Regions from separate parts of the Homo sapiens genome. Here region 2 is linked to region 1. Evidence: chromatin contacts called from ENCODE Hi-C or POLR2A ChIA-PET data. All regions are on one chromosome and are shown on one strand. The core of a region is the stretch at or near the end of the contact, and the rest is flanking DNA. Distances in the headings are between cores, read along the strand shown. Region 1 overlaps AUTS2 (activator of transcription and developmental regulator AUTS2). Region 2 overlaps AUTS2 (activator of transcription and developmental regulator AUTS2).

Region 1 (5,840 bases), core at 705-3,204:
GATTAAATCAAAAAACAGGATACATTATCTGGCCAACATGCCCTATGTTCTTTTTTGTAAAATAAAAGGAATGATAGATAAAACCCAATAGTCTGAAAGAGAAAAAAAAAGTAAGCAAATTAAACAATTTTGAAATGTGAGCAAAATTAGCAAATCTTCTATTTGTATCAAGTTTTTCCCCAACAGAGAGACTGTTAACCTAGCACTCCAAGGAGCATCAGGAACCTGAGCCTCTGTGGTAATACCACTCGAGAATTCACTTCACTCTGGTGGCAAGCTTATATTTCCCAAGAGGCCTTTCCAGGAGATCTAGGGGTCAGCTGCGTCAAGATTCCTAATGGCTGTGAAATGAAGCTATGTCACTGTTGTGGTCACCACACACTGGGGAAGGGGCAGAGGGGCCATTTGCCAACAGGCCCCAAGAAAATTATTAAATAATCCCATCTGCCAAGATAGCTGGAGGCAGGGAAATGAGATCCAGAAGAGAAAGGGGACATACAGTGAAAAGAAGAAATTTGTCCTGCCACCACCTCATCACTATCTTAATTTTCAATTCTTGACAACGATGAGCATATGACATCAGCAGCATTGCTAAGGCTTTGCCTGGGATATAAGGTTTCTGTCCCCATGCCTCTTCTCCTCTGCCCCATACAACTTGTGGGCCTAGCAGGGCTGACTGCAATAGTACAACAGCCCAGAGGGTGACTGAAACATTGAAATTGTTCCCGAAAGGCTAGTAACAAGCTACTGCCCAGGACCCTTCTCCTAAACAGGTCCCCAGGAAGGCACGGCCCTCCCCTGAGACACTCCCCCAACTTCCTGACCCAGTAGGGAGCCTTCATATATTCTCAATATCACATCTCAAGCCAACTATCCCACCACTAGACAGAGAAGCTCATCTCTGGGTGGGGCCAAGAGGGGACTCCACTTCCCTTCCCCCAAATTACCCTTCCCACACCCTCAGTGTTTCTCAAACTTTAAAGTCCATCAGAATCACCTGGAGGACTTGTAAAAACAAATTACTGTGCCCCGCACTGCCAGAATTTCTGGTTCAGTAGGTCTGGGGTGGGCCCCACCAATCTGCAATTCTAACCGTTCCCAGATGACGCTGACACTTCTGGACTGGGGACCATAATTTGAGAACCACTGCAGTAAATTAAAAACAACAACAACAACAACAACAAAAAACTAGAAAGTCAGGTAATTGTTTTCAGTTTTTAAAAAATATGACAGGCCCCAAATTAATACAGAGCCTAGAGCTTTTTATATCCACAAAACAGCTGCCAAAATCCTGAAGTGTTTGCTTTGCTGTATAAGCGGCCGGTTGTGATTTTGCACTCAGCCACAATGCAAGATTGTAGATTTTTTTTTCATTAACTGGAGGATTTGCTTCATGTCTGTATTATTGTTTTACAGTTTCTAATTACTAGGCTGTGAAGTGCCAAATGGTCAACAAGCTTCCCTATTGTTATTCAGGTGCATCAACTGATGCTGGTGCTGAAGAGTGCCTTGTTTTATGGGGCTGCTGGGCGACACACTTGCTGCCTGTGGATACTCATGTATTGCTAAGACAGGAGCACAAATTAACCACAGAAACACAACCTCTACCAATTAACTAATCTTTACAAAGCAAGAGCACTTATAGCCTTATTTCCTTGTCAGGAGCCCTATTATTTGACCACACAGTCAAGAGGGACTACAGCTAAAGAAGCCCACCTCTAAACATTTTTCTTTCTGGTTCTTTAAAACACACAGTTGCCATCATCAAAGACCACCCAGAACACCCCACTTAGTTCATTGAAAATATAAAGACAGTAAGTGCTTAGGTTGATGTAAAAGGGTAGATATCTCAAACAGGAAAACCGTCACAAGTCCAGCTATCCTGGCAGTGACCTCGAAAACCTTTCCCTGAGTAGTTGGACAAGAGCCCTGGAACTGGGCTGCCTAGTTTGAATCTTGATTGCATCACTCATTTCAGCTGTGTACATAATGGCATGTTATTGAACCTCCCTGAGCATCAACTTCCTCATCTGCAAATTGAAGACAGACAATGACAGTACATAAACTTTACTGGGCTGGCCTGAATATTTTAAGAGATAATCTGTGTGAAGTGTTTGTCACAGTGCTGGGCACATGTTAAGTACTCAATAAGGTTTAGGCATTATTACTGCTCCCTGTGAAGGTCTGGGGCAGGATATGAAAGGGCCTGTGCTCTCCTTCCCCTTGGAGATGTCAGCAAAGCATGGCGAGGAGAGCAGCTTCTCCTCTGTCCCAAAGGGAAGCAGAAGATTAGGAGCTAGATCAAGCAAGACTGGGGGCTGCAGGTGTAGGAAGTGAATCAAGATGACTTCAAAAGAGAGAATAAAAAGTGGGCTTATGAAGAATTGGTGGACTCTTCCTGGCAAATTGGGCAAGAAAAGCAGAGATGGTGACAGGAAGAAAAAGCAAGCATAGCTGTCCACTGGCTGGTTAAGAGCAGCTCTCAAAGGTCGCCAGACCAACATCCCGTCTTATGATTCCAAAGCATCTGAGAACTATTAGCACAGAATACAGAAGTTTTATAAATTTCCCCTAACTGATCCAATTTTTCCCCTCATTCAAATTCCCTCCCCAACCTCTGCCCATCTGGATCTGCCTCAGCAGAAATGGATACTAAGTAGAGACAGAGAGAAGTAAGGAGGTCTCTTCATAGAGTGGAAACAACAGGCCCAGAAGAACAAAGCTGGGCTGATGCAGAGGAGGTGGCAGGCAGGGTGAGCCTCAGGTCAGAGAGGACATAGAAGTAAAGGACACAAGTACAAAATGAGCACACATTCTTCCAGCAGCTGCTTCCTAACAAAGGTAACCCTGAAAAGTAGGTAATCGTGAATCAATAAAAGCAAAAAACGGGTTATTTCTCCTCAAGGAGCATGAAAAAAAAAAAAAACCAAACCCACCACCATTATGTGGGCACATGCATGCACATACAGAGAATTAAAGTAATTCTTAGTACACTTAGAGAAAATTACATTTCTTGCTTCAGGTGTGTGTACTCTGCTACGCTCTGAAACTCATGAGTGAGAAGTGTTCTCTCAATGACCCTAGCTCTTGAAAATACAAGTGCTATACAGGAAGAGAACACTGTACACTTGATACAGGAGTGCTGGAGAGAGATACTATCTTCATCCAATGGGCTAGTTGCACTTTTCTTCCTAAAAGCAAATCAAAACCATTAATCAATCATAAAACTGTTCTTCAGGCTCCATAATCTGGCCCACACCTGAAATTTCTCTTTAGTCTTTGGGGACAGGACACAGATGCAGAGCTGCCCCATTAGAAAAGTTAAATAAGGAACCTAACTCACTTCTTGGCCTGAGAAGAGTAACAGGCAGAGCCCAGGTGGGACAATAAATGAAGAGCCAGCAAGCCCACATGAAGAAGGAAGTCCCCACTCCACAACAGCACTGGAAGTCCCAAGGTCAGAGTGTCACTTCAGTCCCTTCAATGCAGGAACCTTCTCCCAGCCACAAAACAGCCAGATACACTGCAATATGAGTTAGTTTGTGAACCAAACCAATTAACTCACAGGATCTTAATAGTGGGCACTCAGCCTCCTAGCTAAAGCACTACGAACCTCATTTTTAAAGATACTTGGAAAGAAAATCCCAGTATCTCTGAAGGCCAATCCAGTGTGTAGTAGTCACTTGTGGGTCTTGAAGTTGTTTATATCTAACAAAACTACCTTTGGCAAAGATCTAAAAAAGGAAATTTACTATTACTTTTTTCACAGTTCCTCCAGCCCCCACTATCGATGTAGTAAGCATACTTTCAGACCTACATGGTCTAAATTTCTTACACTTTTCCCCCTTTTTTTCAAAAGACATTACAAAATTTGACATAATTCATGTGTTTGTAAAACTTTGCAGGTCCATAAATTCACAAATTGAGGAAAAGCCTGTGACAACAAGAATATTTTGCTTCAGAAAAATGGTCACTGCACCTGTAGAAACAGGCAAGAGCCAACTAGCACCTATAATAAAACTATAAACACTCAAAAAATGACAGCTAAGAATGCTTCCAGCTCCTAAGTTCCAAAGTGCTTTATTCTCAATATCTAGTAGTGCCTCAGTGTCATAACCATACTACTGTCTCCGTACATTATTATTACACATCTCACCTGACTCTCTTTCCCCAAATCAGGGCAAAGAAAAAAAATCCCTGTCACAGGTACTAACAGCCACCAAGCAAAGGGGAAGCCAGGAGACAGCCTATTTTGCTACATGGAATGGCCTCTCTATCAGGCACAGGTGTCTACTTTCAAGTTATTTAGATTAACTTGCCCCAAACCAATAAAACCAACTTATTCCCGGAAAGTTAAAATGCCTGCTCACCTTAACAAGCAGAGCCCACCATAGAGAGTATAAGAGCAATACTGCTTTATGCAGACCTGAAATCTTCAATAAGATTAACTTACCTAATAGGATTTAAGGACGCTATGAAGGCCATTATGGTGTCTCCTACAAGCTGGAGGCTCCAAAGGCCTTAACCATTCGATTTAATCTAATCTGGCCTAATCTAATCAAGGCTGTCTCCCTGCATTCTGTCAGTGGGGACTTTGAACAATAATCTAAAAACTAAAGAAAAAACTTACACTCAAATCACACCCTGTAGACCAAATATATACTAACCTTTATCCAGAAATTAGTGCAGACCTGGCAACAAATATGTGTGGGGGTCTTTTTCTGCCTTGATTTGCTAATCTTTATGATCTACATAAGCTAAGAAATGATTTTACCATCCATTTGACACTTAAATTCTAATTGAATGACACAAGGAAGATTTCACATGTTGATTAGTGATCTTACTCAAAATCCACAGAATAGAAACCATGGATTCTAGTCCCAATTCAGTCACTATCTGAATCAACCTTGAATATTCTGTGTAACTTCTCTGAACCTCTAGTTGCTAGTCTATCATGAGATGAAGAGGTTTCACCCAAATTCATAACTACCTCTGGTTACCTGAAGGCAGAAACACAGTCAGTCCTTTTAAGTATAGTAGGCGGGTCTATTTCTCACCCCACAGAGCCATAACCTCATTTAACAAGTGCGTCCAGCTTTGGGGAATTCCCCAGAACACGCTAGTTCAAACAATCCAGAAATGACTAGTTCCAAATATTAGCCACGGAGTAAAATGGCCACCTTCCTGGTGCAAGAAACATTTCCTCAGGTTCTGCTAACACATCTGAACCTGTGGCTCAGAAAAATCTGCTGTTCCCAGAAACTCAGAGTTCAATGAGAGATCCAGAAAAAAAAACACTGGTTATCAGAGGGTAGCAGCTATCAAAGGTGTCAACAGCAGAGTATGCACTACTTGCCAGAGATGTCATAAGTTTGTTTCACACCCCGTTCCTCACACTGTCTCAGACCAGTCACGCCCAGGCAGTCCTCACGACACTACTAGGGCAACACAGCCTCCAACTCCTCACTCTGAACCAAATCTGCATTCCCAATGGCCTATAACCTAATTAGGTTTTAAGAAAAGATTCAGGTTAAAAAAGTATCCCTTTCAGCACACTTAACAGAAGACCAAGGCAGAGCCTCAGCTAAGGGCAGGGAATATAAAGATGAGGAAGAGCAGATCCGGGCCCTCAAAGCACACAGCATAGCACGGGCGACTTGCACAGGATTCTAACGCAGTATGTGCAAAAACTGAGGTAAGCCCAGGTGACAGAAAAGAGATGAAACACAGCATGCCACATAGTGAGACCCAAGGGACAAAGGCAAAAAACAGTATCATGCACAGGGAGCAATAAGCAGTTCATTACTGCAGGAGCATTTTAAAAAGGCAAACAGGAATGG
Region 2 (5,727 bases), core at 2,107-4,606, 1.1 Mb before region 1:
CTTCCCGAGTAGCTGGGACTACAGGCGCCTGCCACCACATCCGGCTAATTTTTTGTATATTTAGTAGAGATGGGGTTTCACTGTGTTAGCCAGGATGGTCTCAATCTCCTGACCTCGTGATCCACCCGCCTCAGCCTCCCAAAGTGCTGGGATTACAGGCATGAGCCACTGTGCCCGGCCTTTAACAAGAGACATTTTTAAATTCACCAAACTGAAGCCCCCGATCCTCTTTATGCTGGGCTGGTATAAGAGAAAGGGCAAAGAACAGGAGATGGCAAGAACTCACTGTCACTTACCAGTCACCAGTGTTCTCACAGGTAATAGACGGACCTGGCTAGGCTACTGTATGAATCAAATAAATCAGCAGGTGCCCTGGCACACTGTAGGCACTCAATATACGTGGGCAGCCTCCCACTCCTTTCCTGAAAAGTACCCAGTTGGGATCATCAGATTTTCGATTAATTCCAAATGGGTTGATCAGACCAAACACGATTCAGGTTTTTGCCTACTTTCTTGAATCAAGTCACTTAAGATTCTCAGGATATAACCTAAATTCCAAAGTTTGAAATCACTTTTAGGATATTATATTTTAATTCATTTTAATTCAAAGCACCCTGTGGGTCACCATGGGTAGGATAGGGGTAGAATTCAGAGAAAAGGGGAAGAGGACATCTACAACTTCAATAAAAGACAGGCAGGCAGTGGGCATGGTGGCTCATGCCTGTAAATCCCAGCACTTTGGGAGGACAGGGCAGGTGGATGGCTTGAGGTCAGGGGTTGGAGACCAGCCTGGCTAACATGGTGAAACCTCATCTCTACTAAAAATACAAAAATTAGCTGGGTGTGGTGGCATGCGCCTGTAATCCCAGCTACTTGGGAGGCCAAGGCAGGAGAATCACTAGAGTCCAGGAGGCGAAGGTTGCAGTGAGCTGAGATCATGCCACTGCTACAGGCTGGGTGACAGAGTGAGACACCATCTTAAAAAAAAAGAAAAGAAAAGAAAAGAAAAGAAAAGAAAAGAAAAAAAGACAGGCAGGATGCAGGAAGTGCCACAGGAAAGGTTCAAACCTTGGGAAGGTAGGAGGGCTTCCTGGAGAATGTGGCATTTGAACAGAGCTATGAAGGGCAGGTATGACTAAATTCACACACACTTAAGTGTGTATGACCTCATTTGACGATGTTGTTCTTGCAGTACCTTTCTAATTTTTAGATATTTTGTCCCTCCAATTGATAAACACAAACCATGTAAGAAAAGCTCAATGCACTGAAAGCATAGGTTAGATTTATTGTAAGAAAAATGCAGAGAACTGTTCAGACTTATTAATAAACTCCTGGTAGAGCACCAACTTTTTGCTCTGAAAACATGCAATTAGAAGGAGAGAATTGAGCATTTACTTTTTTCCTTGTATTATATTTGAGTGTAACCAAAGAACTCTAGTTGATGAGGGAAAGTGCCATTGTACTGAAGAATTTCAGCCAATAAATGTGGAATAATGCTAGAAAAGTCACCCTCTGCCATCTCTAATGAATTACTGCATCAGGCAAGCATCATCAATAGATGAGACCATGAGATAAAAGCTTGACGGGGAACATGCCAATGCAAGTATCAGGTTGCCACAACCTAAACTTACTGAATAATTTTGACATCACTAAAACTGGGACACCCAGACACTGTGTGTTCCCAGATGTGAGGCAACATGAGGTTCGTTGCAATGCCTATGAAGTTTTCTTGCCAGGAACTCTAACCTGAATCTAATCAAAGCTTTACGGCCAACTTCCATTTACAGGAAATACGAGGGACAGAGGAACAAGCTAAATGACACCGCAAGGACTTCCAGAATGTGGGGCAGTCTTCAGGACAGCTGACCTGGTTTCTGCAACAAGTCAATGACTTGAAAGAATGGGAAGCTGGGGAGGGTGGAGCACTCTAGATTTAAGACATGCAGTATGTGTGTCTGTTTGTATCCTGATGTGCACAGATCACGTAAAATGACCCCTTGTGGGACAATCATGGAGATGAGATCATGGATGGGTATATTCCTCAGATGACACTGAGGAATTACTGCATATTTAGTTAGTGTGATAACAACATGTGATTTTGTAAGAAATGTTCTTTTTTATAGATGTGCACTAAAGTATGTAGTCGTAAAATGATATGAAGTCTGAGACATGCTTTAAAATATTTCAGCAATAAAGAAAAAAAAGGTGGACATCGCCCTATCCAGCCTATCACCTAAAAATAATTGTGGAAAAGTCTTAATATGAATCTAGGTAATGGGTATATATGGGGGTTCATTTCTACATTTTCTATATTGAATTAGAGTTGAAAATTTTCATTTTGTAAAAAGCTCCCGATTCATGATAAAATTGAATTCACTTTCATGTGTCAATTTCATCTTACATGTAAAGATACATTTCACACCTTTGAGTGGTGTGATATTCCCTGTTGAAAATATTCCCTATTGAAAAAGGCATTTAAATTTAACCCATGTAGATCACACAGTGCTCTTAGGGGACTGGAAACATCAGTATCACCTGGTTACTTGAAATGCAAGTTCTGGAGCCCTAGCCCAGACACGCTGAATCAGAAATCACTGGAGGTGGGGCCCCGCAAGCTGTATCTTTTTTTTTTTTTTGAGACGGAGTCTTGTTCTGTCGCCCAGGCTGGAGTGCAATGGCGCGATCTCCGCTCACTGCAAGCTCTGCCTCCCGGGTTCATGCCATTCTCCTGCCTCAGCCTCCTGAGTAGCTGGGACTACAAGGCTCCCGCCACCACGCCCGGCTAATTTCTTTGTATTTTTAGTAGAAACGGGGTTTCACCATGTTAGCCAGGATGGTCTCAATCTCCTGACCTCGTGATCCGCCTGCCTCGGCCTCCCAAAGTGCTGGGATTACAGGCGTGAGCCACCACGCCCGGCCGGCAAGCTGTATCTTAACAAGTCCTCTAGCTAATTTTGATGCAGGCTAAAGTTTGAGAACCACTACTTTAACACAACTAGTTTTGGAAGATGCCTATTCTTGAAGGACAACTGAAAAAGCTTTACTATTTAGGTAACTTACTTAAACTTCTTAAGAGTTTTACATTTTTTGGGAAAACTCAATTTACATGTTAATTTTATGGCCTTAAAACTCTAATATTCAATACAGAAGAAAAAAAGATTTCAAAACACTTCTGCCCATTGTTCTACAATCCTGGATAAAGCAGTTTAAAACAGAATTAACACAGTACTTTGTTTACAAAATAGTTAGTGGTAATCACGGCACATTTGCCCAGTATGTGTGTGTGTTGTGTGCTGTGATAGCCCTTCACACAGATGGCAGGCCGGCATTGGTGATGCAGCACCTGCCAAGAAGGAACTCGATGGAACAGTTTGTCTTTCAGAAGCGGTTGAGCAAGTTAGCTCAGCTGGTTACAGCATAACATTGGCCCAAGGTCATGGTTTCAAACTCTATTCAGATGAGCAGAGCCCTAGGTACAGGCCTAGCATCTGTCAGAACCACGCTAAACATGAGTAGGCCTGTTCACAAGGCTATAGAGAGTGGAAGGATTGGAAATGGTAGGTGCAGGGGCACTTTGAACAGATCAGGTGAAGTTGATATTTACAAACAAACAAACCAACCCAGGAGGCTGAAGCAGGAGAACTGCCTGAGCCCAGGATATGGAGGCTGCAGTGAGCTGAGATCGTGACACTGCACTCCAGCCTGGCCGACAGATTGAGACTCTGTCCCCTCCAAAAAAAAGGCTGCCCAACTACGAACCTAGACCTATTCCCTGTGCAATAGAGTATGATTTCACCCAGTGACTCTGTGGATCGTCTGAGCATTTACAAAACCTCACTGCCAAAATGTTCTTCCTCGTTTTTTCTGGACCACAGTCGTCTGCATTAGAACTACCTGGAAGGCTTGTGAAAACAGAGTTGTGACTCTACCCCAGAGTTTCCAATTCTGTAGGTTTGGGGTGGGGCAGAGATTCTGCATGGCTAACAACCACTCAGAGGATGCAGATATTGCTGATGGAGACTTTGAGAACCACCGGTCTAGACCCAATTCTGCACTTAATTTCATCTAACCCATTCCTTTTCATGGTGAGTTCCTTATCAGCAGAAACCTTGCCTTTTCCATCCTCTATAAAACTAAGCATTGCGACCGGAAAGCTAATCCCTGACATATCAAGATGTGGAGGACACTGGGCGTGGTGGCTCATGCCTGTAATCCTAGCACTTTGGGAGGCTGAGGTGGGCGGTTCATTTTGAGCTCAGGAGTTCGAGCCCAGCCTGGGCAATGTGGTGAAACCCTGTCTCTGCAAAAAAAAAAAAAAAAAAAAAAAAAAAAAAAAAAGTGAGCCAGGCATGGTGGCTTGTGCCTGTAAGTCCTAGCCTACTTGGGAGGCTGAGGCTGGAGGATAACTTGAGCCAGAAAGTGGAGGTTGCAGCGAGCCGAGATTGCACCACTGCACTCCAGCCTGGGCGACAGAGTGAGACCCTGTCTCAAAAAAAAAAGGAAAGAAAAAGAAGAAAAGATGTGGAGGGAACAGAGTGAAAATGCAAACATCCTTTAAGCATGTTGGGTTGTATTTCTGTAGCCCTCTCTCAGATGAACTCCAAAGAGGTAACAGAGAAGATGTGTGGGGAGTGAGTAAAGGGGCATGGAAAGAGACTGTGTTTTTAGGCTAGTTTTCGCCAGGGTCACCGGTACTTGGGACCCCTCTCCGAAGTCTGGCCCCACCTACTGCCAAACACAGCCTCCTGCGTGGCTCCCGCCCTCCCCCTTCTAGGATGTCAGTTGTTCACCTGTATGGAAATGACAGCCGCTTGTCATGGTCTACATGAGAGGCCTCACTTGCAGCAGTAACTAGCATGCCATTTCCAAAGCTGTCATTCTCTGGTGTCAGCACAACCCACTGTTCAAAGATTTGCTCTGACATGAACCAGGCAGCGCTGTGACTGTTACTGCCGTGGACTCTTCTGTGCTCCGACACTGATGGCAGCTGCTCGGCGCCCAGGGTTTGTTTCACCCAATTATTTGTTTGTCACTTGGAAGCCCAGGATGTCGAGCAGGTATTGTGGAGGTATTTTTGGCCTGATGCACAGGCAGAAAGCATAATGAGGCCCTCAGGTGAAGGTCTATTTTGTCAGTTAGGTGCTAGGATGATGTGCAGCCCCAGAAGCAATTAGGATATTTGAATAAGATAAGATACCTGGCAGGATGCTGAGAGGGCTCGGAAAGTCAGACTTAACTTTTAAAATGCCAAAAAAACCCTCAGAGTAGGCAGTTTTCAAGTTTATCCTGGAGCTAATACAGAAGGTGGAGGTGTAAAGCTGTCTTCCCTCAACCTGGAGGGCCCTGAGAAGGAAAGAAGGCACAAATCAGGCATGAGCCTGACCCGAAGGTGTGCTCTGGGGGGGTGAGGCCCTGGCCACACAGGGGTAACAGGTTGTAACTGGGTCATGTGGTCAAATAACAGTTACTCCTGGGAGGCAAGACCAGCGGGGAAATGGCAAGTCACCCTTTACCAGTTATTCTCAAGCTGCCTCTTTACAACCGGAGTTCCTCTTCCCATGGGGGTAGAAATCAAACTGATTTGATGTCTAACATCTTGGGAAGAGGTCATTATACAGGGCCATGTGGCCTCTACAGCCAACTGCACAAAACAAAACCACAAAGTGTAGTTTATCATCTAATATTCCACCAGAGCACACTGCTCCAAATCCAGGAATTTGTTTTTTA

Evidence for each region. A loop is a pair of places that touch in the nucleus more often than their neighbours do. ChIA-PET counts read pairs that join two places held with the same protein, here RNA polymerase II (POLR2A). Pooled maps may share reads with other maps.
Region 2: a map of HepG2 shows a loop between it and region 1 (8-fold over the local background). The contact joins two enhancer-like sites. A Hi-C loop is called at or near these places in 1 of 168 maps with a recorded cell type or tissue (HepG2) and 1 of 50 pooled maps. POLR2A ChIA-PET finds 5 or more read pairs at or near these places in 1 of 52 experiments (WTC11).

Annotation. Positions count from the first base shown.
Region 1 is chr7:69,650,730-69,656,569 of GRCh38, reverse strand. All of the region lies in intron 1 of AUTS2 (activator of transcription and developmental regulator AUTS2), which reads right to left. Among named protein-coding and RNA genes, the nearest start is that of AUTS2, 55 kb to the right of the region's middle. RefSeq lists an enhancer at 5,195-5,324. Within about 2 kb of position 1,954, at least 6 of the 41 ENCODE cell types and tissues checked have a DNase peak (open chromatin) inside an H3K27ac peak, as active enhancers do.
Region 2 is chr7:70,710,805-70,716,531 of GRCh38, reverse strand. The region is part of intron 6 of AUTS2 (activator of transcription and developmental regulator AUTS2); the gene reads right to left. Among named protein-coding and RNA genes, the nearest start is that of GALNT17, 420 kb to the left of the region's middle. RefSeq lists enhancers at 1-141, 4,986-5,508. Within about 2 kb of position 3,356, at least 5 of the 41 ENCODE cell types and tissues checked have a DNase peak (open chromatin) inside an H3K27ac peak, as active enhancers do.